Linked DNA regions of Homo sapiens: region 1 is linked to region 2. A link is a contact called in ENCODE Hi-C data. All regions are on one chromosome and are shown on one strand. The core of a region is the stretch at or near the end of the contact, and the rest is flanking DNA. Distances in the headings are between cores, read along the strand shown.

Region 1 (3,147 bases), core at 163-2,662, 960 kb before region 2:
ATGCAAATCTTCAGCCCCCACTCCAGACTTAGGGAATCCCCTAAAGTCCAAGCACTCCTTATTTAGGCCAGTGTTCTTTCTAGAACCACAAACATTGTTTCTTACAGAAAGCAAAACTGCAATTCTCATTTCATCCTCAAGCCTGCTGCAAGGTAGTAATATATTAGCCCCACGTGAGCGATGAGGAAACCGGCTCTGGGGTTAAGCGTCGGCTCAAGGTCTCAAAGCTAGTCACTGCAGGTGGAAGATTAAAGTGTTTGCACTTCTTTTCACTACTGAAACAAAGCTATGGCACTTTATTAACAACATCTGGATTTTTTGCTGGTTGGCTGGTTGGTTTTTGTTTTTGCTCTTTCAGCTTTCGTCAATTCGGAAAAATATAAAACAGAGTGGGTGAGAGTAGTGTGCCATATGCCTCGGGTCGTCCCGAGTCGGAATTTAAGGGCAGGACTCTAGAAAGGTGTTTTTCCAGTAAAGACCGTTTCGTTCTGCTGCGGTCCTTCCTGTCTTTGTCCCCGGGACAGCACGCAGCAGATAGAAGCGGCCAGAGCTGCATGGCGGGGCCGCGGGCATCCCCGACGCGACAGGTTGTCCGCGGGAAGACAGCCAGTCCGCGAGGCCCCGGCGCGCCGCGGCTCCGGGCCGGGGGTACTGGTTTACAGGGCAAATTGGCACACCCCAAAGCCCAGGGGACACCCGGGCCTACGCCGCAGCCCGGAAAGGAGGGGGTGAGTGGTGAACCCGAAACCGCCGAGGGCCGCGCGGCCAGAAACCACACGGAGCGCTAGGGTCGCAGTGAAGATCCGGGAGGAGGGTGCAGGCTGGAGGGGAGAGAGCGGGCGAGAACCCACGAAATGGAAATGAGGCGGAGAGAGCGGGTCGGCACTCACTGTGAGGGTCGCTCTTCTCCCGGACCCCGTCAACTCGGCCGTCGGGGTGGATGCGCAGGAAGAAGCCCCCGTTTTTGCAGTACAGCCGCTTGGGGTCCTTGAAGTGGCCGGGCGGGAAGGCGCCGCTGCCGCCATCCTCGGGCAAGGCGGGCAGCGTGGTGATGCTCCCGGCTGCCATGGTCCCTGCGGGGCCCGGCCGGGATCCCCGAGCCGCTGGAGCCGCGCGGGGAGCCGCCGTCCCCCGGCCCCGGCCCCGGCCTCCGACCCGCTCCGGGGCACGGCCCCGGCCCCGGCCCCCCAGCCTCCCGCCCGGCAGCGCGCGGCCGCGCCCGCGGTCCCCCAGCCTCGAGCCGCTCGGCCGCTCTTCTGTCCGCCGGCCCCTGGTGCGCGGCGAGCCGGCGGCCCGGGACCTGGGGTTCACGGATGGGTGTCTCCGCGGACGCCGCCTGGGGAGAGCCGCCTCCCAAGCTGCAGCGCCCGGGATCCCGTTGCAACCGCGGGCACCGCGTCCGCTAATCTGGCACCCGCCGGGCCGCGGCGTCACATCTTCTACATCTCCACCCCCCACACCCACCAGCCTCCCGCGCCCCCAGTTCTCCTCCCTCCTGCGCGCCGCCCCCTACTCGCTCGGGTTTTCTGGGGCCGGCCTCTGAGTTCGGCGGTTCGGCCACAACACGCAAGCGCGCGACATCAGTCCGGCGGGGAGCCCGGCCTCAGTCGGGGGCGGGGGAGAGGCGAGGGGCGGGGGGCGCGCGTCGGAGGCCGCGGCAGGGCTTTGGCATTCCCTGGGCTCCACCGCCCCTTATCCCCCAAAAGTCACCCCCGCCCAACCCCCGCACCACCCAAACCACGTTTAGGCTTTCTCCACACTGCGGGGCTTTTGCTGCGCAACCAGCCGTGACTCAACTTTTAAAAGTTTAAACTCAACTTTCTCCCCCATTTTTTCCCCGCTAGCGTTTCAAAACGGAGAAGCCGTTTCCACCCCAAAGTAGAGAAGTTGCAATCCAAGGAAGAGTCTGTGTCAGAGCAGGCTTTGAAAATCTCTAAATCACCAAAAGACGAGGGGTACAAGTGGGGCATAAACTTTAAAATTAAAGGACAGAGGCTGAAGTCGTCTACCAACAAAAGGAGAGAAAGAGGCCAGAGAAGGGGAGCAGATTGGGTTGCTAAAACGAAAAGGTTTCCTTTACTGACCTATCTTGAATTAGACGACGCAGAAAGATGAGGATGGGGATAAGGATAAATCCTTATCGCGATCGAAGCGCATTAATGTCTTAACTCGGACCTGGCATTTGCCCTAGCTAAATTGTTATGCATTTCTTGGAGAGAGAGTTATTTTCTGTAAATCCCAAATGTAAAATTGAAGTTAATTGCATTTTGGTAATTTTCAGTAGGATATAGCAGGTGCCACAGATGACTAGGAAAATATCTATTCAGAAAACTTGCATGTATTGAGTACCTACTGTGTGCAACACATAATGTTGAGTGTGTGGGAGATGCCAAATCTGATGCCAGCGTCTCACACACTGAGGGAGATAAGATGGGTAGCATGAGTAACACAAATAGCAGTAGAAAGTAGGCCATAGAAGAGTAAGACTAAGTGCTGTGACATTTCAGACATCGGATAACTCAGCGTGGGGAGGCAGGAGATTTGGGGAAGCTTCTAGAAGGAGTTGCAAGTATGGACGTGCCTCCTTGTAGAAACATTAGGTTTCAAAAGGCCATGCATAAGTGCATTTGTTCTTAAGTCTCCAAGAAGGCTTTAACTCCAGATGCATTTCTAGAATGTTACATACAGGAGAATGAGTAAATTCTTTGAAGCTTTAAAACCAGGCATACTGTTTTTATTTTTATTATTTATTTATTTTTTTTAGACAGAGTTTTGCTCTTGTTGCCCAGGCTGGAGATCAATGGCACGATCTCGGCTCACCGCAACCTCCACCTCCTGGGTTCAAGCGATTCTCCTACTTCAGCCTACCGAATAGCTGGGATTACAGGCATGCGCCACCACCACGCAGGGCTAATTTTTTGTATTTTTAGTAGAGACGGGGTTTCTCCATGTTGGTCAGGCTGGTCTCGAACTCCCAACCTCAGGTGATCTGCCCGCCTCAGCCTCCCATAGTACTGGGATTACAGGCGTGAGCCACCGCGCCAGGCCCAAAACCAGGCATATTCTTCTTTCTTCTTGCAGTTGGTATATGTTCTATAGAGGAGGAAAAAAAAAATTTCCCCATTCATTACTAGGTTTATGGCTGAA
Region 2 (3,197 bases), core at 196-2,695:
AAGATGCTCAACATCACTAAATCACCAGGGAAATGCAAATTAAAACCACAGTGAGATACCACCTTACTCCTGCAATAATGGCCATGAGGCAGGCGGATCACGAGGTCAGGAGTTCGAGACCAGCCTGGCCAACATGGCAAAACCCTGTTTCTACTAAAAATACAAAAATCAGCCAGGCGTGGTGGCGGGCACCTGTAATCCCAGCTACTCGGGAGGCTGAGGCAGGAGAATCACTTGAACCCGGGAGCCGGAGGTTGCAGTGAGCCGAGATAGTGCCATTGCACTCCAGACTGGGGGACAAGAGCAAGACTCTGTCTCAAAAAAAAAAAAATAAACATAAAAAATAAAATTTAGAAAATATACGTTGGTGTCGATATGGTGAAAAGGGAACACTTTTGCACTGCTTGGGGGATGTAAATTAATACCACCACTATGGAAAACAGTATAAAGTTTCCTTAAATAAATAAATAAAGGTGGAGCTACCATTCAATCCAGCAATCCCACTACTGGGTATCTACCCAAAGGAAAAAGACACATATACACGCATGTTTATAGCAGCATAAGTCGCAATTGCAAAGATATGGGGCCAACCTAAGTGCCCATTGACTAACGAGTGGATAAAGAAAATGTAGTATATATACACCATTGAATACTACTCAGCCATAAAAAGGAACGAAATAATATCTTTTGGCAGCAACTTGGATGGAACTGGAGGCCATTATTCTAAGTGAAGTAACTTAGGAATAGAAAACCAAATACTGCATGTTCAGTTATGAGGATGCAAAGACATACAGAGCGATATAATGGATTCTGGGAACTCCAGGTAGGGAGGAGATTGGGAGCGGGGTGAGGGATAAAATACTACATATTGGGTACAGTGTACACTGGTGGGTGACGGGTACACTAAAATCTCGGAATTCGCCACTCAAGAGCTCATCCATGTAACCAAAACCCGCCTGTACACCCAAAACTATTGAAATAAAAAAAACATTAAAAATGAGAGAAAACCCACAAAAAGCAAATGGTCTTTGTGCTCCTCAACGGTTTTTAAGAGTCTTGTAAATAAGTCCTAAGGCCAAAAGTCTAAGAACCGCTGCTGTAAGCTAGCACCTATAACGGTGGAACCTAATTCTTTGTAGGACCCTTTCCAATGTCAGAGTGAAATCGGTCAGAATCTAGCAGGCTTATCTAGTTTTTTCTACAGCGATAAGGAAAGAAGTCCAGTATTAGCCCTGGGCCGCGGTGAGGGTGGAGCCAAGACTGCGTCTGGGGTCTCTGTGGAAACCGCCCTGTATGGGTCTCCCGGACCTCGCCTCTTTTGTTCCTCTCCGCCTCTGATTGGAACACGCTGTCAGTGGGCGGTGCTTCGGGAAAGGGGCGGGCCTTCATCTTCTTCCAGGAGCCCCTCGCAGCAGCGTACTGACGTCACGCAGGACGCCACTGCCCTGTCGCCCCGCCTGTGCAGCCCAGGACCTAGGCGCGGTAGCTGGGGCTGGCTTTTGAGGGGCGCGGGCAGCCTTCTGACTGGGTCGGAGGCCTGCGGGCCCGAAGCCTCTGTCCCTCCTGTTCTTGTCCGGCGCTGCTTAGCCCCTCCGCGTAGTCATCATGGATCTGATTTTAAACCGAATGGATTATCTGCAGGTAAACCCAAGGGATAGGGCGGGCGCCGCGCTGGGCAAGCCCAGCACCCGGAGAGGATTCCTTCCTTCCACTGACGAAAGTCTCGGTCGCCAGGAGCTGGTGCGGAGGCGAAGGAGCCGGGCTGGGTGCCGACCTCTCAGCACCCCGCCTTTGGGCAGCTCCCTTTCGTCTGTGACGGTCCGAGGGGACCGGGGAAAAGCGGCACAAGCCCCCACGGTACTGGCTTCTGCCGGGTCCTGAGGATGCTCTGAAAATGTGACACTGTCTCATCCCGGATTCCCCCCAGGGCCCTTCTCCTCCTCCCTAGCCGTGGCTGCCTGAGGGCCTCTAATCCTCAATCTCCATCTCTACCCGGACCCTTTTGCGGAGCACCAGGCACTTGTTTCTTACTGTGAGCTGTACCGCACCAGGCAGATCATGGTAAAAGCAATGAAAACCGGGCCGGGGGCAGTGGCTCACGCCTGTTATCCCAGCACTTTGGGAGGCCGAGGCGGGCGGATCACCTAAGGTCAGCAGTTCGAGACCAGCCTAGCCTACATGGTTAAACCTCTTCTCTACAAAAAGTACAAAAATTAGCCCGGTGTGGTGGCGGGCGCCTGTAATCCCAGGTACTCGGGAGGTTAAGGCAGGAGAATCGCTTGAACTCGGGAGGCGGAGGCTGCAGTGAGCTGACATCATGCCACTGCACTCCAGCTGGGGCGACAGAGCGAGACTGTCTCGAAAGGGGGAAAAAAAGCAATGACAACAGTTTAATGTGCATCTAGCTTATTCTAAGAATTTAGCATACCTACCAACATATTTAATCCTCATAAGAATTTGCAAAGTAGACAATATTATAAATGAGGATCTAAGGGGTTAGAGAAGGCAAGTAATTTGCTTAATAGCTAAAAATTAGGGAGTGGCTATTTGAATCAAAGTCTCGGACTCCAGAACTGGTGTATTTTTGTTACACTACACTGCCTTTCAGAATTTCTTTCAGACCTAAAATTCTCTCTACCCCAATTCCTCATCATATTTTTAGGCCACCTCATTTTAGTTAATGGTACAAATGTTTGCCCAGTCAATTTTCTAGGGGTTTATGCTATGTACTTCCATATCCAACTGGTCACCACATCTTACTGCTTTTAACTCCCAAATATCTCTTGAATCTGTCCCATATCTTCCATCTCTATTACCCTCATTTGGGTTCTCATCTTCTCTTGCTTGAATAATTGAAATAACCTCCAAATTGGGCTCCTGAACTCCAGCTTCATCTCCCTCCAAGCCATCCTTCACATCACTTGCTAGATTGATGTTTCAGAAATACAAATCTAAGCAGATGACTTTAATACAATTTTCTGGAATGCAGAATAAAGTCATTTATACTATATGAACGTTTTATCATGATGTGTTGTTTTCACCAATTCCTCTCCCATTGGTCCCATCCTCTTCTCCTAACTATACACCAGCAGTGACAGTTCCCTGCTGCTTTCATCCTCTGTATTTTTTTGTAAAATAATCTTCACCTGTTAGATTGGATGTTATGGCCATTATCATATTTGGTATTTTAGCATAAA

Evidence for each region. Hi-C counts contacts between places; a loop is a spot of excess contacts on that map. Pooled maps may share reads with other maps.
Region 1: a pooled map shows a loop between it and region 2 (4-fold over the local background). The contact joins the promoter of FGF2 here to the promoter of BBS7 in region 2. A Hi-C loop is called at or near these places in 2 of 37 single-sample maps with no recorded cell type and 4 of 50 pooled maps.

Annotation. Positions count from the first base shown.
Region 1 is chr4:122,825,096-122,828,242 of GRCh38, reverse strand. FGF2 (fibroblast growth factor 2) reads right to left here and starts at 1,412. Exons shown (of 3, transcript NM_001361665.2): 1 at 891-1,412. The coding sequence starts at 1,068. RefSeq lists enhancers at 1-109, 1-507, 790-869, silencers at 455-749, 1,090-1,569, cis regulatory regions at 2,069-2,107, 2,108-2,178 and promoters at 1,235-2,202, 1,371-2,553.
Region 2 is chr4:121,868,722-121,871,918 of GRCh38, reverse strand. BBS7 (Bardet-Biedl syndrome 7) reads left to right here and starts at 1,445. Exons shown (of 19, transcript NM_176824.3): 1 at 1,445-1,641. The coding sequence starts at 1,606. BBS7-DT (BBS7 divergent transcript) reads right to left here and starts at 1,268. Exons shown (of 1, transcript NR_186650.1): 1 at 1-1,268. RefSeq lists an enhancer at 1,515-1,744.